Regions from separate parts of the Mus musculus genome. Here all the other regions are linked to region 5. A link is a loop called in an ENCODE intact Hi-C map of the cell type or tissue named here. Cell type or tissue: left cerebral cortex. All regions are shown on one strand.

Evidence for each region. Hi-C counts contacts between places; a loop is a spot of excess contacts. Peaks named below come from ENCODE experiments on the same cell type or tissue, not always from the same donor. Only the 100,000 strongest peaks of a DNase experiment are listed, where the experiment ranks them.
Region 1: it touches region 5 in a loop (16-fold over the local background); 32 of 42 quality-filtered maps call a loop at or near these places.
Region 2: it touches region 5 in a loop (5-fold over the local background); 4 of 42 quality-filtered maps call a loop at or near these places.
Region 3: a loop joins it to region 5, with 4 times the contacts of the local background. A loop is called at or near these places in 11 of 42 quality-filtered maps.
Region 4: a loop joins it to region 5, with 2.9 times the contacts of the local background. A loop is called at or near these places in 8 of 42 quality-filtered maps.
Region 6: a loop joins it to region 5, with 6 times the contacts of the local background. A loop is called at or near these places in 12 of 42 quality-filtered maps.
Region 7: a loop joins it to region 5, with 5 times the contacts of the local background. A loop is called at or near these places in 13 of 42 quality-filtered maps.

Annotation. Positions count from the first base shown.
Region 1 is chrX:99,654,010-99,658,009 of GRCm38, forward strand. No RefSeq gene overlaps it. Among named protein-coding and RNA genes, the nearest start is that of Gm41898, 55 kb to the right of the region's middle. In left cerebral cortex, no CTCF peak of the experiment used is centred here; no DNase peak of the experiment used is centred here.
Region 2 is chrX:99,508,209-99,512,208 of GRCm38, forward strand. No RefSeq gene overlaps it. Among named protein-coding and RNA genes, the nearest start is that of Pja1, 39 kb to the left of the region's middle. In left cerebral cortex, CTCF peaks have their summits at 42 (motif pointing left), 247 and 2,167 (motif pointing right); no DNase peak of the experiment used is centred here.
Region 3 is chrX:99,291,004-99,295,003 of GRCm38, forward strand. It overlaps Gm30649 (a long non-coding RNA gene), which reads right to left and starts at 597. Exons shown (of 3, transcript XR_386998.3): 1 at 392-597; 2 at 185-262. Gm39528 (a long non-coding RNA gene) reads left to right here. Exons shown (of 3, transcript XR_878181.2): 2 at 3,080-3,304. In left cerebral cortex, no CTCF peak of the experiment used is centred here; a DNase peak (open chromatin) is centred at 2,257.
Region 4 is chrX:99,213,359-99,217,358 of GRCm38, forward strand. No RefSeq gene overlaps it. Among named protein-coding and RNA genes, the nearest start is that of Gm46674, 17 kb to the left of the region's middle. In left cerebral cortex, no CTCF peak of the experiment used is centred here; DNase peaks (open chromatin) are centred at 1,919, 3,417 and 3,562; H3K4me3 peaks cover 892 bases.
Region 5 is chrX:99,133,194-99,137,193 of GRCm38, forward strand. It overlaps Efnb1 (ephrin B1), which reads left to right and starts at 2,868. Exons shown (of 5, transcript NM_010110.5): 1 at 2,868-3,820. The coding sequence starts at 3,693. In left cerebral cortex, CTCF peaks have their summits at 1,854 (motif pointing right) and 3,675; DNase peaks (open chromatin) are centred at 1,858, 2,852 and 3,583; H3K4me3 peaks cover 1,928 bases; H3K27ac peaks cover 1,288 bases.
Region 6 is chrX:99,361,467-99,365,466 of GRCm38, forward strand. No RefSeq gene overlaps it. Among named protein-coding and RNA genes, the nearest start is that of Gm30704, 29 kb to the left of the region's middle. In left cerebral cortex, no CTCF peak of the experiment used is centred here; DNase peaks (open chromatin) are centred at 2,395 and 2,818.
Region 7 is chrX:99,197,360-99,201,359 of GRCm38, forward strand. Gm46674 (a long non-coding RNA gene) reads left to right here and starts at 1,342. Exons shown (of 3, transcript XR_001782764.2): 1 at 1,342-1,484; 2 at 3,236-3,833. In left cerebral cortex, no CTCF peak of the experiment used is centred here; a DNase peak (open chromatin) is centred at 1,959; H3K4me3 peaks cover 719 bases; H3K27ac peaks cover 893 bases.

The DNA.
Region 1 (4,000 bases), 520 kb after region 5:
AAAAAATGTGAGTCAGGCTCTTATTGTGTAGCTGTAGAGTGTCCTGTAACTCATTATGCAGTGCAGGCTGGCCTTGAACTCGGGATCTTTTCATCTCAGCCTCACAGCCTGGTGTTACAGGCATGGGCCCATTGTCTCTATAAGAAGTTTCAGGGTTTTCTAAATCGGGATCACAAGGAAGGATTTATAGAACCAGAATATTTCCCATATAGAGGAACCCGCTGAGGCTAAAGAAGAGTTCTTTTTCTAGTGTCCTCATCTCAGAGAATGGCCCCTCCATTCATTCAGAAGTCATCTTTGATGTTTCCTTTTCTCATCAGCCACCCCCATTAATGACATAACACCAACCCCTATTAGGAGGACACAATGAGGAATTAGGAGGACACAATAATGCCTGAAAATCAGTATTCAGTAGATGTCCAATACATATTAAATGCTCAATAGGTGGTAGCTGCTATCATTTTCATGAAACATACCAGCCCTGGGATTGGTGCCAAGCTATTTCCATAGCTTCCTTGAGCATAGAAGTACTGGCTGACATTTTCATGAAGAAAATGAACAAGACAGAGATAAGGGAATAATGGAATTAACAAAATTACAGACAACCTACAAACAATCCACTTGAGTCTGGTCCATGTATGCCTAATGAGAACCTTCAAAGCCTGTCTCTTGAAATATGGCTCTGTCATGCATCATGGACTGACACAACTGTGGCGATAACATTACCTGTATCTTCTCTCCAGTCTTGGTCCATCTTAGCCTTGTGGGCGCCTGAACACAGATGCTTGGACTACTGTCTCATTAGACCATAAATGTAGCAATTCCTCCACCTTTTATTTCCTATTCCTGGTAGCCTCTAGTGGGTGAGACACAGCTAGCTCATGGCTAATTGATGGAGGCATGATGATTGAAGTCTTGCTGTCTTCTAGAAGAAGAAGACCTTTCGAAGCATAGGATGGCAGCCTTGCTGGATAGATAGCATTGCTGCCTGAAAATAACTTTCCTCACTTATTCCTACATTCTGTGAGTAATGGTGAGAAGAATTCAGAGATTTGTCCTTGGCTATGGGAACCACCAAACTCATCTGTATAGGAGAGTATGTTTCCTATTTATTGAGAGCCCATTAAGAGATGCTACCCCTATAGCAGAATGGCTGTGTGGTGTGAGACTTCACATGCACTCTGGATCATATTAAGGCAACACAATCAGAGAACAGACCCTTTCTTGCCTCCAACCTCGTCTGTAGCACTCTTTCCTGCCTCACAGATGTTTACAGAGGGGCACACCATCAATAACTCACACATCCTCACCCTTCTAGTTCTATGGACACCGAACTAAGACACTCATTCACAACTAGAACTTGTGTCCCAAATTTTATCCCAAACAGAGTATTTCTTGGGAAATTAAACAGGCTTCAGATCCGAAGCAGAGGGTGACCTTAATCACACAGCATCTCCCACACATGTTGGCAGGCAGGATAGCCTTGTCTTCAAAATGTGTCACAGGGACCATGGCTTCTCAGAGTAGTATAACTTTCTCCAGGAAAACATGTCCATGATCTTTCTCTTTCCTAGGGACAGTTGATCATGGTCATGAAGAAAGCACATTTCTGAGTCATGAAGAAGGAAGATGCTAGAGGTAGCTGGAGTCTCTCAAGAGGGGTCTTACTCCCTACATCAACTTCATCTGGGTCCTACACATATGTCTGGTAAATCAATATTGGCTTAAGTGGCGATGATCTGGTAGAACACACACACACACACACACACACACACACACACACACACAAACACACACAGACACACACCACCACCACCACCACCAATAACAACAACCAACCATTCAATAAAGAATGGGCCATCCTTCTTCCAACATCCATAGCCTGTGACATCCCTATGGTCTTGTCAGGACAAACCAGAGCCATCATCAGTCTCTTTCACCATCCAGCCAGCCATCTGACAATCTTTACTTCTCACCCAATGACACTGTGCGACATTAGCATTCAACAGTAGTCTGTTGGCATTGCAATTGACATCTAGATTAGCTCCAAGAAAGGATTTCTTGACATTAGCAGGAAAACGTTCAGCATTACCTGAGCTTGGTTAATGTCATATTTGAAATAATGATGTGCGGAATTCAATTCACTGCTCCTTTCTTTATCCTTTCAAGGGTTAGTGACTTAACTCACAAAATCAATCAGTGAAGTAGTGTTGTGAAAGAAAGAGTCCTGTCATCTTCCCCGGAATGGCTTAGGAATGCTTTCTCCCTCCGTTTGTCATCGGCCATCTGTCTGCTTGATGCTGGCTGTTTAAGAATGATTCCCCTCTAGGTCTCTGGTGGCCTTCTCATCTTTCCCTTCTCAGAGCCACTCCTTCATGGCTCTAAGAATGATTCCTGTCAGTGAGACTTAAGGGATGGCTTTCTGATTTTAAAATGATGGGAGGTGCCCATGCTGGACTGGAGAAAAGAGTGTGCTAAACGTAGGTGTCTAACCTCTGATCCATGGACTGAGCCTTCCCGTACATAGCCTGTACATAGCACGAGATATGTGCTCAGGTGGAACTGACCCAGTAATAGAGACTTCACCATAATTCAAGGCAGTCAGGGTAGATTGGTTCTTAAGCTAGTTTTAGACTTGCCTCCCTATAGCTGTCACTTCTTATTTAGTTCCCTGAGGCCATAGAGTATGCGCCTGTCTCCCAAGTCTTTCTGAATTTGAAAGCTGAAGTCATAGTTCCTGGGGGGACATGGGCTGCAAGCCCATCCCAATCACCTCATGCCCTGTGACCTTGCAACAGTGTGCCCTCAGTGTATGGGGCCCCTAGGCTGGACACACCTTCCGGAGGCCAAGGCATTTGGCCTCTACTCCTTACTTTACATATGCTTTAGGTATAGCATTTCTGCCTGTTAGTTTTGTCACTGCTCAGAGGGTCAGTTTACTGCACTGGGGGTCACAGAGTCCACTCTAACCCGGCCGCCTTGGTCACCGTGGGACCTTGGTTAACAGTCCAGCTGTCTGGGCCTGTTTCCTCATCTGTGCAATGGAGATTATAAGGGTGCCTGTTGCAAATGGTTGTCATGGCAAGTGAGATAATAGCTGGAAAATGCCTGACACATGGCACGAGCTCAGTACGTATTAGCTCTCTTTCACCTCCCTCATTCTCAGCCGCAGGGCCTGCCTAACAGCTGGGGGCATCTCCAGGCCTGTGTGTGAGGGAGCGCCAATGGGTGGGGTAGCAGGACAGTAAGCATATGGCCTAGATTTCCAGGGATGAGCCTAATTTTAAATATTCCATTCTGTGGTCATATCATGCATTAGACAATTTGGCCTGATTCTGAGTTTGAAAAAATAGGATCACATGGGCGGATGATGACATAGCACCAATGCTGCTCTCACGTAGCCCAGCGGGCCTGGGTTGGCAGAGCTCGGGTCCTGTCAGCACATAATGTGTGCACCTGTGTGGTGAAATTAGGCCAGGCTCGTACAGAGACCAGGCACCAGAGGTTAGAAAGAAAGAAAGAAAGAAAAGAAAGGAAGGAAGGAAGGAAGGAAGGAAGGAAGGAAGAAAGAAAGAAAGAAAGAAAGAAAGAAAGAAAGAAAGAAAGAAAGAAAGAAAGAAAGAAGGAAGAAAGATGTTTTAAACTCTGTGGCAAATGGGTGGGTTTCCCTGTACTTACCAAGTATACTGGCCTGGCCAGGGGCTGCTGTTTCATCTGGAATTGGGGGAGAATCCAGGCTGAGGCCAGTCTGTGTTTGATGACAGGTTGGCTGTGTGATCTCCAGCCTCACCTATGAGTCTGTGCACCCTGCTGTGAGGTGGGAATTTGGCTTGGGAGTCTTCTAAAGGTGTTTAGACTGGAAGTTCCCTGATCCCACTAGGGTGTAGTTGGTCCCATAGAGATGTTGCCAGCTTTGGCTTTCTTGGAACCTTCAGCCCACTGCTCCATCTCTGCTCAGCTCCGTTCCTTTCTCTGTCCCTCTTTCTGCAGTTCCCTCTCC
Region 2 (4,000 bases), 380 kb after region 5:
ATCTGTAACTCCAGTCCCAGGGGATCTGACACCCTCTTGTGGTCTCTGCAAGATGCATGCACATGGTACTTAGACATTCATGTAAGCAAAACACACACACACACACACACACACACACAAATAAATAAATAAAATTAAAAAAATTATTTAAGAAAAGAAGGGACTGGAGAGATGGCTCAGTGGTTAAGAGCTCTGGTTGTTCTTCCAGAGGACCTGGGTTCAATCCCCAGCACCCACATGGTGGCTCACAACTGTCTGTAACTCCAGTTCCAGGGGGTCTGATACCTTCACACAGACACACATATAAGCACAACACAAATACACATAAAATTAAAAGAAAAAAATCAAAGGAAGAAATGGAAAATCCTCACATCTTCTAAACCCCAGATCGTTCTAGCTCCCTTCTTGATTAGGCCGTGGCAGCAGACAGCAATGAACTCGAATTCTTAAAGCATATTTTGTATAGGTCTCCTTGCCCTATAAATATTGAGAATTTGGTTTCTGGAGACTGAAAAACCCTTAGAAGTGTAAGTCAAAGTGTGTGTGGATATGATGTTTTCCGGGGTCGCCATTCACACTTTCACTATTTCTTTACTCCTTTAGCAAATGCTTGATTGTCAACTCCACACAGGTCAGAGTTGGGCCTAGGAGCATGGTGATGACTGACAGGGATCTCTGCCTTTGAGGAGCCTCCAGTATGAGTCTCAAGGAAGCTGAGATCTACATTTAAATGCAGACTTGAGTTTGGAGCCCGATTGGCTTCCATTGAGTCTCATCTCATCTCTACCATCAGTGGGCAGCATTAATATCTTCAAAGGGTTTATCGACTTTCATCTTATTTTATACATATGAGCGTTTTACCTACATGTGTGTATGTGTGTACTATGTTCATGCCCAGTGCCTGTGAAATCCAGAAGAGGGTGTTAAACTGCCTAGAGCTGGAGTTACAGACATTGTGAGCTACCATGTAGGTTCAGGGAACAGAAACTGGGTCTTTTGCAAGGGCAGTGAGTATTCTTAACCCCTGAGCCATCTCTCCAGCCCAGCCACTAACATTTTTGAAGTTAGGCCCAAGTGAGATACAGAGTAAAGTGGGGCAGGGCATGCTTGAGGTCATACAGAAAATCGGTAATAGACCCCCAAACAAAGCTCCAGGCTTTAGAGCTCCCAGTGTGGGGCATTGAACAACCCACATATGAAGTGTTTAAGTGGGCATGGAGCCAATCCATGGAGCTGCAAAGAATGACCACTTCATGCCTGGGATCCCTGGGCCTGGTGTGCTTTTTTATAGCTAACGAAGGTACCCCTGCCTCCATCCCCCATTCTTAGCTAATCCGTTTCTAACACAGATTGCCTGGGGGAACCTCACCCCCACAGCTCTCTCACCCCACAGGCAGCTGTTCCCCTTCCAGCCTGCTGGGTGGGCTCCGGACCTTCCTGGGGCCTCTCTCCCTGAGATGGCCCAGCTGGCGGGTCCAGCTGGGGGTTTCAAGGAGGATGGGGCCCATCTGGAGGGGCCTTCGAGTGAGGCAGAGGGGCCAGGAGGGAGGAAGAGCCCCCTGGGAACCTAAGCCTGAGCTTGGCGAGATCTCAGAATGGTGCACAAACAGCTCCCTGGGTTGGTGTCTAAGGGCACCCTCTGAGGCCAGGAAGGACTCTGAGAGATCACGGCTGCTTTTCCAGTCTCCCTCTAGGATGCACTTATGCAGGCTGTAAATCTGCATTTTGAAAGGCTTCGAGCTGACCTGTGAATACCCTCTTTGCCCAATACTCCTTGGCACCCCTTTTCTTTCTTTTCTGGGAACTATTGGGGTCCAGGTGCCAGGCGATGTGTGGAGAATACAGTCGGAGAACACTTCCCTCTGTCTCATGGGGGAGACCAACCACAATTGTCCACTCCCACAAGATACCCTCGTGCTTTGCCTTTTCTGAAGAGGGAGGAGATGACTCTGAGGAGGGCTGGGAGCATGAGGAAATGCCTCCTAGAAAAGAAGAAGGACCGGCAGATTTCTCAGCAGGTCAAGCCACTTCCTGTGTAAGCCTGACAACTTGAGTTCAAGCCACCAGGGCCCAAACAAAGATGGCAGGAGAGAACTGACTTCATAGGGCAGTCCTCTCACCTCCCATGTGTATCCCAACGATACTGATAAAAACCCTTCAAAATTAACAAGAGAACGAGGACAAGCAGACAGCCTTCTCTGGCCTCTAGGGGGCTGTGCCGTTAGCTGGTTAGATTCCTATTTGGGTGAGGTGGTTTACCCGGATGGTTGACTGACCTCTGTTTTCCTACTTTCTGGGTCAGGAGAGCCATTCTCCTAAGGAAGGGTGAAATGGGGAGAAGGAGGGACGGAGGGAGGGAGGGAAGGGGGGAAGGGAGGGAAGGAGGGAGGGAGGGAGGGAGGGAGGGGGGAAGGAGGGAAGGGGGGTAGGGGGAAGGGGGGAAGGGGGGAAGGAGGGAAGGAGGGAAGGAGGGAGAAAGAGACTATTGGGATACCTCTAGCTCTACCGGAGTTCTTCCTTTGTCCCTGTGGTTTCCACACACAGGTCACAGTGCTGTCTTCTTTGATGATCCTAAGGGTCATCTTCATTGTTTCACTCTCGATAAGCTAAGCCTCTCCAAGTCACACTCCCCAGTTCCTCTCAGTTTCCCACCAGGCCAGAGAGCGCCCTTCCTAGCCATGCTACCAAGTGGCTGTTAGCACCTTAATACATGCTGCCCGCAGGTGATGCTAAATCCCAGGGCTCTCTGTTAAGTCTCTGTTCTAGAAACCTGAATTCCCTACTCTGTATGGCTCCAGCCCAAGACTTGGTGGACTTGCTTGGTAAACCCCGTCTATCACTGGTGCCTGCTTGCCTCTACTCCCTGGGCTCATCTGCTTCCTGCTTCCTGTCTATGTTGTGGGCTGTGGATAAAATGGAGGACCACAGTCTCTTTGTCTCAAGACCCTTTTTTAGTCATATCCGCTAAGACTCTTTCCCCAAACCAGGTACCATTGGAGAGATCTAGGGACACGGATGTGATGTCTTCAGAGGCCATTGTTTTAGCCTGCTCTAGGGATTTAAGAACCTGTCTGGAATGCAAGGATGCAAGAATAGGATCTTAAATCGCTCCCTGTGTTAGTTGTTTTGTAAACTTCAGCCCTTTGGAGTTTTTTCAGGAATATTTTGGAAAAAAAGACCTTGAAAGCTGGTGAGCTTAGCTCTCCCAACCTCTGGTTGGACCTGTGCTCCCAATTTGGTCAGCAAGCAGCCATTGTCTGTGCATGCACCAGGAGAAAGCTGGCTCTGCAAAGAAAGCCCTTGCGCACGACTTTGTCAGGATGTCTGGAGGTCAGAGTTCAGTTTCTGACATGCTGCCTTGTGTCCTCAAGAGCCCGAAGAGAGCATCAAGTACATGTTAGAGTGCATGGTTGGTCCTGAGGAAGAGCAAGGTGCTAAGCCTGTAGCCAGATGGCCTTCCCTGCTTCAGGGATTGGGGATGCAGCAGAGAAGAATAGATTGTAACCATGGCTTTGGTTCCATTGGGAGCAGCCAGTCTCTCAAAGAGAAGAGGAAGGTGTTTTCAATGCCACAGAATAGGCTGGACAAAAAAAGACACCCAGAGACATCAAATTCCAGTCCCTGCAACTATCCTCACCCCAGCAGTATGTGATTTCAGGAAAGAATCTTGGCAGATGAGACTAAAACATGGCTCTGAAATTAGGAGATCGTTACCCTAGATTTTATCACAGAGACCCTCATTGTGATTACATAAGAGACAAATATCGTTTTATGAGGGAGCGGAAGAGAAATAGCTTGGACAGAAAAAGAAAAGAAAGCCACGTGACTATGGAGGTAGAGATCATGGTGAATTGGCCACAAACCAAGGAATTCTAGTAGTCACCAGAAGCTGAAAGAGCCAAGGACAGAATCCCCTTAGGAAAGACTCGGCTGTTTTTCTGCTGTTTTCCAGTGATCCATTTGGAAGTCAAGGTCTTGGACATGCTAAGCCAATGCTCTC
Region 3 (4,000 bases), 160 kb after region 5:
AGGCTTGGAGTCCACACCTCTATTCTAGCTCGCCTGCCACTTTCTGTTGTTGCTTGGAATCGTCTGCCCCTGGTATCATCTGCCCCTGGACTCTGCCTGTTGCTATGGCTTCAGGTGGGGCTACAGACTCCCAGAGCTCCTTGATTGCATCCTTCACCCACCCCAATGCTGACTGTCATCATACCTCTCCAGACAGCCCTGCTCTGCCAAGGAACAACTCGGTGTCCACTCTGTCCTGTCTGTGGAGAGTAGACGAGGCAACCTAGAAGGAGCAAAAAGAAGCCAAGGGGTTTCTTTGGCCAAGAGCAATGGCCCAGTGAGCATACAAGCAAGTTCTGTGTGCTCCTAACCCCCTGGCAGAGGCTCTGCACCAGCTACCATGCTCTCTCACCTCCACAGCCTCCAGTCCCTGGAGAGGAGGACTAGGCTCTAGTTTGTGCCTGGCTCCAGCAGGCAGGGTCAAGTCACATCCACACAAGCACACGAGGGGAGAGAAGAGGGAGGAGGAGGAAACACAAATGGAAGAGCCCAGCAGTGAGGCTCTGGCAGGGTGTGCCGGGAGGGAGGGAGGGAGAGAGGGAGGGAGAGAGGGAGGGAGAGAGAGAGGGAGGGAGAGAGGGAGGGAGGGAGGGGAAGCTGGACCCAGGGCTATTTCTGTACAATAATACAGGGGAAGAGGGCCAAGCTGACAGGACAGTGATTAGTCTTCAGGGAGCAAAGGCGAAGACTCTGCCGGCGAGCCCAGGGCTGGAGGAGCTGGCCCGGGGCCCAGTCCGGTGGGCTGGAGCAATGATTTCAGAGGCCGGGAATCTGAGGCGAGCTGAGCCCAGGGACTAGGGAGCAGAGAAGGTGGGAGCAGGGTGAGGGGAGCCAACCATCCTGCCTGCTCCACTTCCAGCATTGGAAGCTGGGAGGGGGTGGGGCTGGCTTGCCCCAACTGTCAGTCGGCCACTGTGGGGTTATCTGGCTGTGGGTAGGGGCAGATATTCTGAAATGCACACTTCCTGGGCTCTGGCCTGTGAGGGAGATGGCGTGAGAAAAGGCCAGAAACACAAGGCTCGGAAACCTCGGGGGAAGAGTCAAGACTTGGTTTTCTTTCCCACGGGATTTACAGTCATGGGGTCTGGGAGAGGGAGTGTGAAAGGGTCAGGTCATAGAGAGTGACAAAGAGATCACATTTACCAAGGGTCCTTGCTGCATGTTAGCACACTGAATGTCCCTGAAAAGCAGGTAGGGTAGGAGTGACCAAGCTTGATTTACAGTGAGGGAGGAAACAGATGCGAAGGGATTGTCCAAACATCATTCAGTTACAGAGAGGCAGTGCACCCAGGTCTGCCAGGCTCCAAAGGCCTGTGTCTGTCCAGAAGCACCCTTGCAATGGAGGGATTCTGCTGGGTTCTTGTCTGAGACTCCTTGGTCTTGAATCTGCCTATTTTCTGCCAGGTACATGACTCTGGAGAAGCTATTTCACCTTGTGGCCATAGGGGTTTTTTATCTGTCTGATAGATGGAACTACAAATATTTTTAGATTGCACACTGCTGAGTGAGTGTGGTGGTATCCAGGAGACTAAGGCAGGAGGATCACGAGTTCAAGGCCAACCTGGGCTTTGTAGTGAGACTTTGCCTCCCAATTTACAAGGGGAGCAAGATAGGGGTGTCGCTTATTGGTGAAGTTCTTGCCTATCATGGGTAAGACTGAGTCCCATCCCAACCACACAAAAGACTGCTATGTAAAGTAAATCGGCTAAAATGCAGAAGGCATCTAAAATAGCCCTTGGCACGCTCTGACCGCTGAGGAGGTTGAGTTGAATATTTCGCCACTCTCCTTCGTAGGGCATTCCAGAGGGAGGAGCGTGAGAGAGGCAAGAGAGCTGTCGGACGAAAACACAGTTCAGGGGGTCACTGCAACTCCTTAGAGCTGGCATCCTCCCACATTTGGACAATAGCATCTAGAGTCTTTAAAAGAGGGCCTGTGTGATGAAACAATTGCACTTCTGGGAATTCATCCTGCGGAAAGAATAGGTCAGCAGAGACGTACTTATCAGGATGTCCGTGGCCTGATTATTATAGCACAGAGAAAAAAAAAAGTGGCTTAGCTAAAGGAATTACGGTGTGTCCATGCACTGTGACTAGGGAAACCAAGCATGTCACTCTACAGCACTGATGCAGAAGGATATTGCTAGGACAGTAGGCACGGTAGTCAAGGCTGGATCGAGACACTGTTAGGGGCTCAATATTGGGAAAGAGAACCTATTCCTATTTATGGAACACTGAAAATTGCCTGGCAACGATTTTTTGAACATTTACTGCTTCTATTATGAGAAAGAAACAAGGAACAAAATGATTTCTCGTTTGAAAGCAAACTCTTGAAGCTTTAGAACCTATCTTTATCTGGGAAGGGGTCCTGGGTCTTAGGCCTCCAGGCAGGAGTGATCTCCCAACTTGCTCACGAGCTAGCCCAGCATTTCAGACTTCTCGCTGCTGCTTGCCAAGAAGCAGGGGTAGAGCAGAGAGTGGAAGCATTAATGGAGTCAGCCAGACAAATGTGGACTTCTCTGCTTCTAGAAGAAAGCCTCAAAACCACCAGTCCAGGTGACCTTGCTCAGCCGTTCATTCATCTGTTCACTCAAAAATGATTTACTGAGCAATTACTATGTACCCAGACCAAGTGGTGAGGACACAGAAATGAGCAAAAGTGACAGAATTCCTTGTTCTCATGGAGATTTCAATCCATAGCAGAGAGGGTATAATCTCTCTCTCTCTCTCTCTCTCTCTCTCTCTCTCTCTCTCTCTCTCTCTGTGTGTGTGTGTGTGTGTGTGTGTGTGTGTGTGTGTGTGTGTGTGTTGGGGGCAGAGAGGGGACAGTTCACATCATGGCAGCCAGGAAGGAGAGAAAGAGAAAGATGGAGGGGAGAAGGGGATGGCTGTGCTGTGGGTGCTCTTTTGCTTTATTCTTCTTGTGCATCTCAGCCAGTGGGAGAGTGCCACCTACATTCAGGTGGGCTCTTTCCTGTTGGCTAACCCTCTAGAGAAATACTCGCCCAGATAGAGTCTGATCTGTGCTTTATGAATCCCCCAGGAGCTTCTCAATCCACTCAAGTTGGCAAGATTACCCATCAGAGTGTGTCGCTGAAAACAGAGGAGATTGAAATCAACAGCTGATCTGGGTGAGGAAGCCAGGCATGCGCACAACCAGAAAGCGCGCATTCCAAGCAAGTGCAGCGCCCCTGAGGTGGCAAGGCTGCTGCTGAATGGGTTGAAGTATAGAAAAGAGGCCATGCAGGCTGCCAAAGGGACATTCCAGGTAAATCTGGGAGAGGAATGCACACTAAATCAGGGCTGGGTGGGCAAGCCATGGTGAAGGTTTGGCTCTTATTCAAAGTGAAATGAGGAGACAGGACAGGGGTCTCAGCAATGTGACAGTCACTTGCCTACATTTTAGCAGAATCGCTTTGGCTGCTGTCATACAAGTAGACTGATGTAGAAATAATTAAAAAAGGAGAGACAAGGAAGCAGTTTAGAAGCTATGACAGTAATCCCGGTGATGTATCTCAGACCTAAGTGGCAGTGGAAGTGAAAAGAACTGTCCTTTCTGCTTTGACTGCTTGCTGGGCTCAGATGTTGCACCAAATCCAGAATGATCTGTGGCAAGCATCCCACTTTGGTGAGAAGATGGCATGCAGTGTGTCCTGCTGTGGGGCTACCCTTCTTCCCTGTACGACCTTTGTGTGGGGTATTCACTATTGGATTCCTCCAGGGCTTAGAGCAGGGGTTGCTTGACTGGAGCTGAGCGCAGGAATGAATGTGGTGGAAGTACAGACAGGGGAGTAAGGAATTCAACCCAATCGTGGGAGGAAAAGGGCGGGGATGGGTGGACAGAAGTGATCTGCTCATTAAGCCAAGCCCAGAGGAGTAATTTCTGCCTCAGAACATATGCGCAGGCGCAGACCAGCCCTTATCTCAGCCTCGCTGATGGAATTTGGGTGTAACTATTCTTCCC
Region 4 (4,000 bases), 80 kb after region 5:
GTCTTGGGCTTTGAGCAGGCTGGGTAAGTCCTCTAGCACCAAGCCACACCCTTCCAGCTTGCCCTTCTCTCCATAATATGAGAGGCTGAGAAGACTATGGCTGATCGACCGAGTACATACTGCACGCCAGGCACTTGGCTACTAGGCCCTTAGTTCTGCTTTTATTATTCACAACTCCACAAGGCAAGTGGGATCACCCCTCCTGTAGATGAGTATACATCATAACCCAGAGAGAGTGGCCACCTATGGCCAGGTCCCTGGGGCCCACAGCTGTCCAGAGCCCCACATGTCACTGGCTTTTCTCAGCTCTCAGACCTAGCAGGCTACATGTAGTAGAGGGAACTAGGAGGGGGCAGGCTGGAAGATCCCACAAGCTGCCCCTACGCCAGGCCCCAGAAAACTCCATGCTTGGCCACCTGCCAGGGGGTGTGGCTCTGGAGAGACTCCTTGGATAGAGAAATTCATTAGCCTATGTGAAGTCTCAAACCGATTAGTGATTTATACTCGGCTCACGCGGCAGGTGGTTTAGGGTTATTATCTGACTTAACCCAAAGGCCACCCTGGCCTGGCCCTCCCTCCTTTTCCCCTTCCTCTTTCTGTCTTCCACACTCAGCCCTGCTTAGCCAGCCTGCTCCTAGACCTTTCCTCTAATCCCCACAGCCTGGGCCATTTCTCAGGAGGGAACTGGCAGGGCTGGCAGGCATGGGGAATGGAGGTGGCGGGGCACTGTGATTACCTCCTAAACCACAGGATCATTCTAAAATCCAAGCTTTGTTCCATTTCAGGGACCAAAGAGGGCTTCATTTCCACATTGGGGCAGGATAAAAGGAAAAAGGAGTGAGGTACCACAGCAGGAGGCATAGAGGAATGATCTAAAGAAGAACTTCCAATGTGAGCAAGCTTGAGTTCCTGGGCTGGAATAAACACACAGCTCAGCTGTGGGAAAGGGGTTGGGTTGAAATGACACCGGCTGGGCCTGCAGCCAGTGGGAACTTCCCCACAGAAGATGCCACTTAGAAGTGTTAGTGACCCCTCAGGACTCTTACAGAAGGGGGGGGGGATAATGCAGAACTCCCTTTAAAGTCATCTGTAGCTCTCCCAAGGGAAGTCCATTTCTCTGCCTGGTAGGGGAGGACCCGATTCTGCCTACTTCAGCTAGGTTCTACCTCTGGGTGGCTTCTGGACAGAGGCCATGGCAGCTATGAGCCCACCTCAAGTCAGCTGCCTGTCCCTGGGGCTAATGCCCTTAACTTTCATTAGCAGGAAATTGGCTGGGTGGCTATTGCCCTAATCCTGGGAGCCTTGACCCCCACACACTAGGTTCTGGACCTAGGGATATTGGTGGCAATGTCCCCCAGCCCATCCTTTATGCTACTGTACTCCCAATTCCCTATGGGGTTTTCAGTTCTCAGTCTCCAGAAGACTCCACCTGGCTACCAGCCTCGGTTGCAAGTTCCAGCTTCAGGAAGTCCTTCTTGGTATCTGGCTTTGAATCTTTTAGCAATAACCAGGTTAGTTCCCCCCCACCCCCACGCTATCCAAATGGTGAGAGGGAAGGCTTTTCATATATGACACCATCAAGAGTGGAGTTCAGATGCATGTGTAGCACAGGCTAGACTAGATAGTAAAGAGGCTCAGAAACTTCTGGAATGGGAGCCCAGGCAGCTGACCTGGAGGGTCACTAACCCAGAGCCATGGAAGGAGGCACCGAAGTGGATGTGAAAAGGTGCGGTATAGCCTGCCTTTTCATAGCTAGTGACTGCGAGCAGAGCTTATCCTAGAGCCCTGGCCACTTGCTTCGTGGTCTAGCATGCTAACAACTCACAGTTTCTCCAGCTACCAGCAGCCCTGCCTGTTATCCAGCCAAGAACTGAGTGTCCATCCAAAGCTAGGCCCTGCTGCGGGTGGGGGAGGGGTTGCTGATAGGAATGTGACTGACGTGGTTAGGGCCTACCCTTCAGAGAGGCTCCAGGCCTAGCAGCCCTTTCTGGGCCTTGTCTCCTCCCCCACTTGGGCTTGAGCGGAGGGATGAGGTGAGGTACTTCCAAGCCAGCTGGATTGGGTAATTAAAATCTCTCTTCTACCCCTGCTGGATGACCTCCGAGGTTCGTTCCAGCCTTATGATTCTATGATTCCAGCTGGGGGTATCCAATTAACCCTTGTCATGCTTGGCTGGGCTTCGTGGGCTGTGGAGTGGGAAGGAGTTGGGACTGGGAGGTCTCAGGGAAGGCCCATAGCAAGATACTCTATTCCCTCCCTCCCTTCTCTGCCTTCCCACCATGTCAGGGTGGTGGCCCCGGAATTTCAGTTCCAGGATTAAAAGACACTTGTAGGCCAATGAGCGTTTGGGGCACTGCCTCTTTTAGTCCATGTAATAGTGAGTGACAGGCCATCATTGGATGTGATAGTGTAGAATCTATCGGTGCCATGTTGTCCAGGCCCAGGAAGGCCTGGAGAGTCTTTGTCTCTGTCTTTCTCTTTCTGTCTCTCTCTTCTTCCTTTTCTATTTTTATCTCTCTCTGTATGTCTTTCTCTGTGTCTCTGTCTCTCTCTATGGCTGTGTGTCTCTTGATGTCTCTTCTCTGTCCCCCCCTCCCCGTGTGTGAGTGTGTGTGTGTGTGTGTGTGTGTGTATACAGGATGCTGCCTCAGAAACAAAATGGAGGTGGCATTGGATCACCAAAAGAGAAAGGCCACCGTAAGTCTGGACATGTTGAACCATGTGTTCTCAGGGACCCGATGCCAGGGCAAGGCAGCCTCCTCCTGGTGGCTCTGGGAGGGCGTGACATTTGGATGAGGTTTGGACTCCAGTCAGAATGGTGATGGAGCTACACATGTGGCCATTGTCAGAGCCCACGTGGGCCTTAGAGACTGCCATAAACAGTCACCTTATGGACCACTTAAAACCTCCAAAGTGTTTGCTTTGGCTTGCACAGTGCCTACATGATGAAGAAATTAGCTCTCATCATTTAAAATTCAGGAGATTTTTACATAAACATTCAGATTTATAACTTCTAAAAAAACCCTGAAGATCTAGTAATCCCGTGCTCTCTTTTCACAGGCAACAGACAGCTGGAGCTGAGTGGCAGCTGTCCCCTGGGTAGGGGGTGCAGGGGGGGCGAGTGGGGGGCCGGACACATACTCTCGGCTTCTTGTGGTCCCACGTTCCTGAATTTACTCTTCCTGGGACAACTTGAGAAATGCAGGCCAGGAAGAAAGGAGGGCCCTTACCCAGGTCAGCCACCCACCTGGGTGAGGGCATTGTGAGGGCTGGAGCTAGGCGTTCTGTCCCCAAGCTCTGCCTCAGGCGCAAGCCCTTCTGCCATCACTGTCTCTCTCCGCTCTGCGGGCTTTGTCTGGCACCTCCGGTCATGGCCCTTGCGGAGCTGCGCGTTGGGCTCTGCGGGCACCCGCATTCTCAACAAGAAAGGGCCTCAAGGGTCCGGTGGTTGCAGCAGCGCGCCCAATGTTTCTTTCTATCGAGGGCCAGCGCTCCCTGCCGCCGCCCCGCAGCCAGCCGGGCCTCCGGGGTTGTGTGTCCATCGGTGTCGCCGCGGCGGGCCTCGGCCTTGGGCTGCGCAGCAGCGAGACGCTGGCGGGCGGCAGGGTAAACACGGCCCACAGCGGGGCGCGCGGAATTCTGCTGACGGCGCTCTCCTCGGGCCTGGGCGGGGCGGCGCAAGCCCGCGGCGGCGGCCCTAAGGCCAGGGTAGTGTCCCGTCCGTGCCCGAGACCCCCAGCCGACTGTGGCGCCTCCCCAGCCGCGAAAGACTCAGGGCGGGGCTGCTGGCGGCTGAGCTCTCTGCAGCGACCCCCTACCTCCGCCCGGGGGCCCTCGGACTCCCCGTGCATAGCTTCAGGTCCCTGTCTCCTTCTATGCCTAAAAGTTCAGGGCAGAGGCTGGGAGGGAGGGACACAGTCCATGGGAGGGAGGGACACAGCCCAGGAGTCCTGGAAACCAAGTGCTACATGGTCAGAACCCCTCTGCTCCCAGATAACAC
Region 5 (4,000 bases):
CACAGAACACTAACAGGCCCTTCAGAGGTGAGGGGATTTGCCCAAGTCCCTGAAAGCTAGCCTCTCTTCCCGTTTATGAGTGTGGGCAGCTGGGCCCAAAAAAGGCACAGCTCGTGTTTGTGTGTGTGTGTGTGTGTGTGTGTGTGTGTGTGTGTGTGTGGTGTCTACACATGGTGCCCAGAGCCTGAAGTTTCCTGTGGCTACTATATGTTTTTTTTTTAACACACTTAGGTAGGCCTGAGGCCTCACAATGCTTGACACTCCTGTGGTCAAGGGGTCTTTACACCACTTGTAAAGTGTGTGTTGACACAATGACCTGACAGTCTGTGGGCTAGTAAGTGCTTAGATAGAAGAATGGTCACATCCCCCACGGATCCTGCCTTCCTCTCAGGCTCCTCTAGAGAATTATCTTTTTCCCCTCAGTCGGGGAACCTGGATCTCTCTCTATAACTGAGAACCTCCTAGGGTCAGGCTGGGGTGGGAAATTTCTCAGCTGCGGGCCCTGATCGAAGCAGAGAGTGCACATCTAGTCTAACCCTGCTCCTGAGGCCCCTGTAGCTAGTGTGGCCAGGCTGAGGCAGAGGGGCCGTGGCATGACCAGAGATGAGCAGTGTGTGGAACAAGTCTGGACCTAAGAGACCTATCTTCATCTTCCACTGTCCCCTTTGCCCAGAATTAGATGTTGGCACTCAGAAAATACCTCTGTCTTCCTGTTTCCCAAGTCTGGTAGCTCCCATTTAGTGTCCTCTGGAGGGGCACAAGGCATGTTGGCCATGAAAAGGAAAACTCTGGGGCCAACCTGGGATAGTGACCCTGTCTGAGAAGCACTTTGCTCTATGGCCAAAATTAATGACCCTTCCTAGGATTAGTGACCTTCTGAGACCTGCGAATGAGGAGCAGTGATCTGGCCATCCTGGGGGCTGTGGTTTTCCAGGAACCTCGAAGCTTGTAATTTACAATAAGCCAAGAGAGTGAGTATGCATGGAGCATCTGCAAGTGGGTCCATCTGTATAGTACAAGGAATGGCTGTAAAATTGGGGACAGAGACACCAGGAACGACCCCAGGGATAGGTCAGGATATGTCAATCGTGAGCCTTAGTTTCCCTCTTTAAGTAAAAATGGGGATAGCAGAACTGATTTCAAAGGATGGTGAAAGAAAATCATCCGCAGTGGTCCGTGATGCCTTGTAGGGACTTTGTAAGCAGCTGGCTGCTTTCTAGATTCACATCTGGAAGTCCTTTGATGGCAGGGGTCTCAGGTGGACTGCTGGTGTGTCTTTCTACCTTATTTGTATCTCTCCTTGTTCTGCTTGCATCCCAGTGCAGAGTCCAATTGGGAAAACAAAGGCCCTAGAGTGTGTACCCAGAGCCATTGAATGTTGCAAGGTCTCTGGCTCCAAAGGTGGGAGAACCCCACATAGATGCCCCCACTAGAACGACAGAGATGATTAGATGATGCAGTGAAGGACTCAAGAATGGACATGGAACTCATAAATGGCAAAGCCCCTAAAGGATGGGGCTCAGACCGTTATCTCCATAGAGAAGCAACAAGAAGGAACTGGAATTTGGTTCTTTGGTCCTTCTTACCTTGCCTAGTAAGTCTAAAGTTAGAACCCGATTCATTACAAAAAGAAAAGAGGAGGCAGCGAGGAGGAGAAAAAGGAGGGGCGCGAATATAGGAAGCCTTTCTAACCTTTGAAGTCCCCAAGCCCAGATCTTTCCCACCTTTCTTACATGAGTGGCCAGTGGCCGGCTCTTGCTACTGCCATGCCTACCTCTGAGCGCTTTGAGTGCCAGACTTGCTCAGCAGGCTCTAGGTGGGAGGCCTCCGCTTATCCCGGGAGCCCGCAAGTCTATAGAAGGCCAGCAGGGGGAGACATTAGCACGTGGGTACGTCCGCTGGGACCTGAGAAAAGCGAGTAGGTCAGACCGGGAGGGTCTGAGCTATGGGATTGAGCCAAATTATAAGCAAAGAGACAAGGAGGGGCGGAGAGAATGGGCCAGTGCTGGGAGACAAAGACCCAGATGGTGAGGCCGAGGCCGGGAAAGGCTGGAGTCCGGAATCTCAGGGCCCAGATGCCTGCTTTTGCTCTTTCAAAAGGCTTCTCTTCTGCTCCTTTCTCCCCTGTCCTAGAGCTTTCTGTACAGTTTGTGACCTCTCGTCCCTACTTGCCTGCTCCTGGCCCTTTCGTATGCCTTCAGACAGGACTGACTAAATCTGTGTGCCTGGAGTTTGGGGTGGAGGGTCTCAAAGGGCTCGCTCTCGAAGATGAAAATTTTAAAGGCTTGGTTCACTAGATGCAAATAAATTCCTCCTCCCCTTTGGACACAATACTTTTTCTGAGTCTCCACTGCCCATAGCTCTAACCTCTAATAGTCTAATAGACTCTTGTCGTGGTCAATGCAAAAAAGGAGTGCATTACGAGGACAGGAAGACGGGGTCCAACAGAGTGTAGGTAGTGACTGGACTGGGAGCAGGCAGGCTGACAGAAGTGGGCACCGAGTGGGATTCTGGGGCTGGTACGCGAGTATGCGCATGTGGGGTGTGTTTGTGTGTATAAAAAGAACACAAGGACGGTGCTTTCTGGAGGTACTTGGGACAGGGTTTGTCTGCTCTAGGTCAGTGGGCCGGGTGCTGACCGGGTGTGCATGAGAGCAGGCCAGCAGCTTTTGGGAAGCGCCAACTTCCCTAGAACTCCCTGGGAACCAGACTAAGCGGGACAGAGGCATAACCGCAAGAGCCGCACATTCAGATTCGTGCCATCGAGAGAGCAGCGTCCTTATGAGCTCCCCGAAGCCCCACCCCTTCCTGCTCTGTGGGCGTGGTATGGGGCAAGGACCCCGTCACAGAGCTTTCTATTGGTTCGAAGGAGCAGGGTTGGCCTTGTGCTCGCCTGAGCAGGAGAGTAGAAAGCTCAGCGGCAGCGGAGGGAGTCTATGCGCGCTGGACAGCAGTGGGGGGTGTGTGTGATTCGCACTGACTGCAGACACTCGGGCTCAATCGCCGGGGATTAAGGACTTGGCGACCGGGCTGCCGGGCTACCCGGCCGAGGCTTCAGAGGTGCAAATCGACGGGACTGATTTGCTCGGCAGGGCCGTACTAGCCTTTTAAGTATACTGAGAAGGGCCGGTGCTAAAGTAGAAGCTGTCGTGGGACGCGCCGGCGCGGAGTCCCACTGTGGCCCGGAGGAACGGAGTCCGTGTTAGGGGGACCCAGTCGGGAGCCTGGGGACCGAGCTCGCATTGTTGGGAGACAACCCGCCTCTTCTTCCCAGAGGCGTCAATCCCAGGACGGTCGAGGCGTCGGGGCAGCCACTGAGCGCTCTTCAGGGAGACCCGATCGGGGAGAGGACTTGCAGTCTCAAACAATCTGGGAGAGCCGAGCGGAATCCGGCGGGATCACTCGGGGGCGGCGAGCCCCCGTCGCGCCTCGTGCGGCGGAGAGGCCAGGGAAGAAAGTCCTCGGAGGCCGCAGCCCATGCGCGGGTTGGGGACGCCTGCCCAGTGAGTCCTCCTGGCCAGCCGGGCGAAGGAGAGCGACCCCGAGGCCAGCGGGAGGGGAGTGCTTCAAGGCCGGCGGCTGCGGAGGATGGGCGCCTGAGTGGCTCCGAGCGCTGCGCGGCACGGGCAGGCGAGGCGAGCTTTGCTGAGGAGGCGCTAGGGGATCCTGAAGTGCATTCTGCCCCGGGGAAAATGGCCCGGCCTGGGCAGCGTTGGCTCAGCAAGTGGCTTGTGGCTATGGTCGTGCTGACGCTGTGCCGGCTTGCCACGCCGTTGGCCAAGAACCTGGAGCCCGTGTCCTGGAGCTCTCTTAACCCTAAGTGAGTAACTTATCTACTCTGGTCCCTGGGGGTGGGAGGCACTTCTTCGGGGTGAGGTCGTGCACCCCCAAGTGCGTGGGGGGGGTTGTCCGTAGGAGGTGCGGCGCCCTATTTTATATCTGGCCTTTTCTAGTGTTTTCTTGCGGGCAGTCGGGGTAGGGTGCGGAAGGGTGGGGTGGG
Region 6 (4,000 bases), 230 kb after region 5:
GAAGAGGGAAAATCGCTTGGAAAAAAAATGTCTCCATCAGATTGATGTGGAAGGGCCCAGCCCTGTGGGAGGTACCACTCAGATAGGTGGTCCTAGGTGGTAGAAGAAACTAAGCTGAAAAAGCAGTGCTCCTCCATGGCCTCTGCTTCAGTCCTTGCCTCCAGCTTCCTGCTGTGGGTGAGTTCCGGCCTTGGATGTGCTCAGTGATGGGCCGTGCGCTGGAAGAGAACTTTCTCTCCCCAAGTTTCTTTTGGTCATGGAGCTTATCACAACAACAGAAAATAAGCTAGGACAAGATCGAGAGCTAAGGAGTGGCAGCAGAAAGATTCTCAGAGCCCACAGCTGTGCTCTGTGCTCGTGATCCCAGAATCTCTTGGACAGCAATAGCTCTTTGGTACAGTCCTGGGGTGGGGAAACCAGTCCACTTTGGGCTAGAGGGAAGTAAGAGTATATAGTCTAACATGCCCCCTCCCCCTTTTTTAGTTTTAAATCCTCTGTAGCATCCATGATTACTGGGTTTCTGCTTGAATTGAAAAGAGGTTGGTACTCCAAACAAAAGCATGGTTCCTGGAGTGGCTACAGTGGGTTCAGTGTGTCCAGAAACTTGAGTGTCCAGAGCAAGAGATAGGAACAAAGTGGGACACAGCTGACTCTGACTCCAATTGAAAAGATCCCCAAGGTGCTCTAGGTCAGCTCCCTACACTGGACCTCACCAGAACCTGCCCCACCTTGGCCATTCTATAGGCTCTTAGGAGCTAAAGGAATCCTTTATACCTTGGCTAACCTGGTTTCTTTACTTGCATGTGGGACAACTGAGGTCTGGAGAGGCAATGTGACTCAGACAAAGAGCAACTCTCAATCAGTCATAATCCCAGCAGCCTTTGGTTGACGTTCTGTGAATATCCTTCACTTGAAGCTCTGGAAAGGCCTGGAGCCTCTTCTCCTGAGCCAGGCTCCTCAGCTTCTGTGCCCTCCCCAGTGACCAGGGAGACACTTCTACACAGCGTATAGGAACTCAGAAACACATTTGCAGCATCAGTGTAAGGTTGGGGCTAACTAAGGATGGTGAGGACTTCAAGAGAGCAATGGGGGTCCAGCCTGGCGCCAGCGAGCTAAACTTGAATCCATACTGTACCCTTGAGGGCATATGCCCAGAGCAAGCTTGCATACAAACCTGATGTTTCTTGCCAATGTTCACTATGACACTTGGTGAGTGGGTGACATGCCAGAGACTTCAGAAGACCAGGAAATCCATCTCCTGTTTTCTCTTGTCTAAGTAGGTACCCCATCACCCTGCCTCCAGAGGATCCTTAGTGAGCGAAGAGCCGTGTCCTTCTATTGGCCCCTCGTCAGTTAATTAGTTAATATGGGAGCTCTCTGGGCTACCATCTCTTACTGTTAATGTGCACAGAGTTGCTCATCAGCTAACCCAACCCCAATCCTCTTGATGCGTATGTCCCCTCTTTACCCCCACTACACACGAGTGTCTCTGTGTGTATTCCTTCTTCAAGTATTTTCACCAAGAAAGTGCACTTAACAGGTACTGACCTCCAGAACCTAAAATGGTGAAAGTCTAGGGCTTTAGAGATGAGGAGACATGGCTTCACAAAGTAACTTGGCCAAGGTCACTCCACAAGGACATCTGAGGTTGTAACTGAGCTCTGTCTACTGTGAGGGTGATGCTTTGCCAAGAATTCTCCCTCCACATGCCAAGGCAGGAGAGTTCCACTGGACACGTGCCTCATAGCAGGCCTTTGCTCTGTCCGCTCTAGGACAACGCATCCACGTCTACAACAGAGTGTTTGGCCATGGACTAAATATGCCAGCTGCATTACTCTAGGCAAGAGTTCCCACCTGGCTCCTTCGAAGGGGACAGATGGACTTTTGTCCCACCTACACCAGTCCTACAATGGAGAGATGTGGCAGAATTGAGATCGGGGTCTTTTCAGATACAGGGCAGAGCTATGCAGCCAGGCTCTGAACAGGCGAATAAGCATCTCTATCCTGGGCAGGATGGCACTGGAGAGGAATATTGGCAAGTTCCACCTCTATACCCAAATTTCAATTTGATGCCAGCTTTATTCTAAGTTTTGCTCAGTTTGGGTCACTAACGTCCTATGTCAGGAACACTTTAGAGCTGGATAAGGCTGGACCTACCTTCTTGGTGGCCCAATCTGTCATGTGTAACACCTGGCTGAACAAGGGGAAGGCTACCCATAGAAAGTAGGTCTTCAAGTGCACGTCCTAGTTGACCACTGTTAATCTAGACGTGTGTGTCAGAAGGCACTAGAAGTTCCTATTTGTTGAGCATCTCAAACACTCAGTTTCTTGTTGTAGTGTGAAGACTGCATTTGATAGTGAAGATGGGAGAGAGCAAGACAGATGGTCTGGCCAGGCTGAGGGTTGAGAGAACAGAGAGAGTGAGCAGGCAAACATCTGTCATGCAAGATGGAAGAGGCCAGGGGCCTGAGCCAGCTCTGTCACCAATTTGCAGTGGCCCCTGTGACCAGTCATTCCATTTCTTCAAACCTCTATCTAGGTCATATTTATCAGGCTACAGAGGACTGGGGAAGGACAGGCTTGAGTGCCCTCTGATGCCCCACCAGGGCCAACCTCAAATGCTAGAAGAAAGAAATTGACCTTTCTAGGCTATCTCTGGAGGTGGATATTTCTGAAACTCCCAGCTATGCAAAAGCAAAAACCAAACTTTGGAAATTCCAAGTGTGTCTGTGGCTGGGAGCTGAGGGAGGAGGCATCGTTGCAGAACTGTTTGCCTATGACTCAAAGCCTCGTGGGGGGTACAGCACACATTCTCCCAGATGGGGCTACCCAGCACCACCGCATCCCTAGCTGCCCACCCAGCTTGGCCTCATTGCCACTCCTCCCCTGCATCTCCACCCCAATCAGTTTCTCCTGCTCGAGCCTCTCTGGAAGGAGCCAAATCCCCAAAGAGGCTCTCTAACTTGTGCTCAGACACCCCGTAGTCTTTAGGCCAGCTTTAATACTATCAGTCTAAGTGAGGAGGAAGGTTTGGGGGATGGGGAGAAAGAATGTTCTACCTGCCCAGTCCCTTCTTGAGCCAAGTGCAATGCTTAGACCCTTTCAGTCTCTTTCTCTTCCTCTATCTCCTTCTTTTAGGTTTCTTTGAAATAGGTGGTAGTAGGGTTTTCTTTATCTAGCCCAGGCTAGCCTCAAACCCTCCTGTCTCTGCCTTCTAAGTGCTGGGATTGCCAGTATATGCTGCCATACTTGCCTCTCTTTGACCTTCAGAAACCTTCTGAGTTGGGCATAGCAGACAGGTTACTCAGGAGGCTGAGGCCAGAGAATCAGAAGTTCAAGGTCTGCCTGAGCTACATGAAAAGTTCAAGGGCAGCCTTGGCAACTTACTAAGATGATGTCTCAAAGATAAAGCCAGGTGATGGGTACCTCTTTAATCTTACCACTCAGCAGGAAGAGATCTATGTGAGTTTGAATCTAATCTGGTATATATAGCGATTTATAAGTCAGCCAGGGATACATAGTGAGCCCTTGCCTTAAAGAAAACAGTGGAAAATGACAGATGAAGACACATGGCACTGACCTCTGGGTGGCTTTGCACATGCATTCCTCTATGCACATGCATGTGCAGACACCCCCACATACAGACACACGCAGACACACTGAACACACACCACAAACAAATAGAAAAAAAATACTGAAAAGGGGCTGAGGAGAGCTTGGTGACAGACCATTTGCCTAGCACATGGGAGGCTGCAGGCCCAACAAGAGAATCCAAGCTTCACTAAGAGCACCTCCATTCCTACCTTATGTTTGCCCAGGACGTATCGAGCTAAAATTTCAAACCTAGACGCCTAGCTCCTGCCAGTGTCCAAGGGCATGGCATGGCTGTAGCATGAAACTCTCTGACAATTGTGTCTTGTCACCCTGACTGGAAGTTGACATGAAGCTTGGTCTTGAGGTCAGGTTCCAGGCACAACCTGAGCTTGTGGGAGTGATCTAG
Region 7 (4,000 bases), 64 kb after region 5:
TGACATCCACATAGGGGCCAAGACTCAGCCACTCAAGGGCCCATGGAGTGGCTGGAAAGTCTGGGACTGGTAGCCAAGCCTCCCAACACTAGGCCTTGTCCTCTCTGTTCCTCTCTGCTCCCTGACCTCAATTTCTGGGGTTGCCTGAATTCCTGTGACCCTAGACCACAGAAGACCCCAAGCCCCCACAGAGGGGATCTTTCCTCCAAATCCTCTCCCCTGGCAGGCACAGTGGCATCTGGATTACCCAAAGGGCATTTGTGTATGGGCAGAGCCCACTGGGATGAGGATCACACCAAGGAATGGAGATGGAAGAAGTACAAATACCGTGAACTGAGCACCTACTATGTGCCATGCTCAGCACTAAGCACTTTACACAGTGACAGGCACTCAGTGGGGCAGCCACAGTCACTGGCCTCACTTTATACAGAATGTGAAACTAAGAATTCAAAAGGGGAATCGGCTGGTCACGGTCACATGGCTAATGATTTTCAGAGTCGAAATCTGAATCCAGGACAGACAGTCTAGATCTAGTTCTCAACCTGTGGGTGACAACTCTTTCCAGGGTCAAATTATCCTTTCCCTTAGGTCACCTAAGACTATCAGAAAACAGATTTGTACACTGCAATTCATGACAGCAGTAAAATGACAGTTGTGAAGTAGCAACTACAATCATGTTATGTTTGGGGGGTCACCACAACATGAGAAACTGTATTAAAAGGTCGAAGCAATAGGAAGGTTGAGAACCACTAGTCTAGAGGATCATTTCTGCAACAAAGTTTTCTTGGAGGTGCCTTGAGCTGGAGAATTTGGGAAAAGACTCTGATTGTGCAGGAGTGGAAATGCTCATTACAAGGCCCAGTTTGAACCGCCATGTCAGGGGGAGCTGGAGGTCTTATTCCTTGTAGGAGGGAGCAGGAAGCATGGTCAGGCCTGAAGATAGTGAGCCTGACCTGGGGGTGGGGTGGTGGGGGGAGTCAAACTGGATTCTCCTTACAGACAAAGAGGGGTGGTACAGGCATCCCTTGCCTAGTTTTCTCATCTACCCAGGGGCTAGCTGAGTGTTGGGAAAAGCAGGCTTGGCATTAAGCTGGGCTCCATTGGAAGACGTGAGTTACTAAGAAACAAGAATTCTGAGAGAAAGAGAGCTGAGTTAGTTCATTAGGGCGACTGGGGACCTTTGTGGCGATGTAGAGGCTCCCTACCCCTGGGCAGCTTTGTCTGTTGCCCAAGCAATGGTCCATGAAAGCAGCCTGGGCTGGTGGTGGTGCAAGGGGCGGGCGGGGGGGGGGCGGCCGAGGGGGGTGCAGGCCAACTGTGGCAGGAGGGAAGGGAGCCCAGCAGGGCCCAAGCCCTGAAGCCATCCCACCCCAGCTCTGAGAACTGCACAGAGGTGGCTGCATAGCCAGGCTGGAACCCCGAGGGGCACTATGCTAGGATGTTGGCTGCTCTGAGCATACGCGATTCTCCTCCAGCCAGTTTTGGTAAGAAGAGCTGGGGATTCATTCCTCTGTGACAAATGTTGGAAACTGAGGTCCCGAGAGCTGATTAACCAGGCTTAAACTACTGAGTAGCCCAGGCAGAATTTGAATCCTAGCTGAATTGGACACAGGAAGAAAGCGCAGGTTCTGAGCGGAAGTCTGGGGCCAAACTGGAGGGCCACGGCTGACAGGGCAGAGTGGGCACAGGCTGCCCGGGAGGGAGAGCTGTGTGTGTTTGTCTGTCTTTTTGTAGGCGTGTGTGTGCCTGCGCGCTTCTGTGTGCGTCTCTCCCGGTGGCTGTTCTGCTTCCTCAGCAAGCCCTTCCCTCCCCCCTCCACTTCGTTTTTTCTTTCTTCTTCGCCTTATTCCTCATTGTCGTCTTCTTTTTAATGAGACTTAATTAGCATCGAGTTCCTCCTCCCTCTCCCTCTCCGCCCAGTCTCCGCCCCTGTCTTCCCCTCCTTCTCTGCCCTCCCCTCCCTCCTCTTCCCTCCTCCCGAGGTACAGGCCAAGCGATCTGACGAATGCACTTGAGAACAAAGCGCCAGGCTAATTCGGGGCCTGCTCAGGAAGCCGGGGCTGAGCTGAGATAATGGGTCTGAAATAGCCCGGCACAATTATGTTTCCTCAGCCTGTGGCCAGGCGGGTGCAGGCTCAGGCACTAGGGCGGACAACAGGGCGCCTGGCGCAGGGCACCAGATGTGGCTTGCTCACGGTGATGAGGGCCACGCTTCAGCACCTAAAGCCACCCTTTGCTGGCTCTCTTTGGACCGTCTCTCCCTCTGGGAGGCCTCCAGTCTCTAGCAGGGAGACTCCAAGGGTCACTGAGGATCACACACTCAACCACAGTCACCAGAGAAGTTCATGGAAAAGCTGAGTCCAGAATCCCAGAAGCCAGGCTCACTGATATCACTTCCTCTTGCTTGGCTTTGCTGTTACACGGAAGGTATAGGACAGGGCTTAGGGCCACTGGTAAGGCCTCTCTAGGAAAACAGAGCCTTCCAGAATGGCCAGAGAAGGGACAACTGGGGCTGTTCCGGCATGCCAATCATAACAGGACATTGGCTCGGGGCCCATCAGAGGGATAGCTTAGATGTCACTTAGGTATCCTCTGCATGTGTTTCCTGAATCCCATCCGGAGCTTGATGCCAGACTGAGGACAGATGAGTGAGGAGAATCTGGCCTAGGCGGAACAGGGATCCCCTGTCACAGGGATCTGCCCCCTCTCGCCTCTCTGCCCTGCCATCCTGTCTTGATGACAGACACAGCCTGGAGGCTGACAATGAGAAGAGACATGCGCTTTTAGTACTCCCAGGTGACTGTCAAGGCCTCTGGCCTTCCCACACCCAGAACTGGTGGCCTATTTGTAAACATGTGTCCATTTTGCTTCACTCTGCATCCACCCAGTAGCCAGGCTCAGTGCCAGGCTAACTCGGAGAAACTGAGAGGTACGGTGTGGTGAGACTCTGTGATGACAATTAAGGCCAAGAAGCCCTGCAGGGATGACAGGGATGGGCACCAAGGAACGCTTCTGCCAGAAGGTCCCATTTGAGTTAGCAGTGGAAGCGGCAAAGGGCTCTTCCAGTGAAAGGGGAACTAGAGAAGGCATGGGGGGCTTGCACACAGACTTGTCTAGACCTGGATGGGCAGTCATCCCTGTAAGGGTCACTTCCCGATTCCTCACTATCAGCCCCCAGCTCTAACCATACTGGCACCACCTGAACCTCAGTCCTGGACTACTGTTCTCTGAACAGAACCCAGGGCTTCCTGCTGGCGTCGTGTGTCCTCCTGTTGCTTAAGCCTGCTGCCCTCAGCTCTGGCTCCTCTCTTTGACCACGGCAGTCCTAGAGGTGAATGGGTGAGTCTTGCTCTATGTACCTATACTCAGATGCAGCCTGGCACAGCAGCTTGCATTTCTTTGGTGCTGTCCTGCCTCTCAGACTGTTTGGGGCTTCATATACCATTCTTAATTCCATATTACCTTTCTTAAATCAGGACCTCAGATAAGAGCCTAGTCTGGCATTCTGGTCATGGCTTCCAATGATTAATACGTGTCTCCCAGAGCCACCGTGGGAAGTGGTCTATGTTGTGAACTACTCAGGGGTATCTGGCCAAGAATGTGAGTGGGGGCTTGTCGTCAGCTAGCACTCTGCTTCCTAGCCTTGTGAAGGTATAGACTACCTCTGTCTACTGAGGGAGCCCTCTACTAATGGCACCAAGACGCTGAGTGAGTGAGTGAGTGGGCCCTGCCCATCTTCCTCCAGGGCCTGGAGGAAGGAGACTTGAAATGCTGAACTCTCCAAGGCCTTCCCAACTGAGAATCGTAGGTCTGTGAGCTGCAACACATATCTGGTGAGTGGAGCCAGCTCGGGGACAGAGGAGGTTCCGGGCTGTGCGAAGGGACTGCATGTGAGGATTAGTGAGAGGAAATGAAAATTGGGGATGGCCCTCAGGGGAATTGACTACAGATGATGTCAGAGAGGAGGCTGCCTCCTGGAGAGCAAGGGACCCGGATAGCT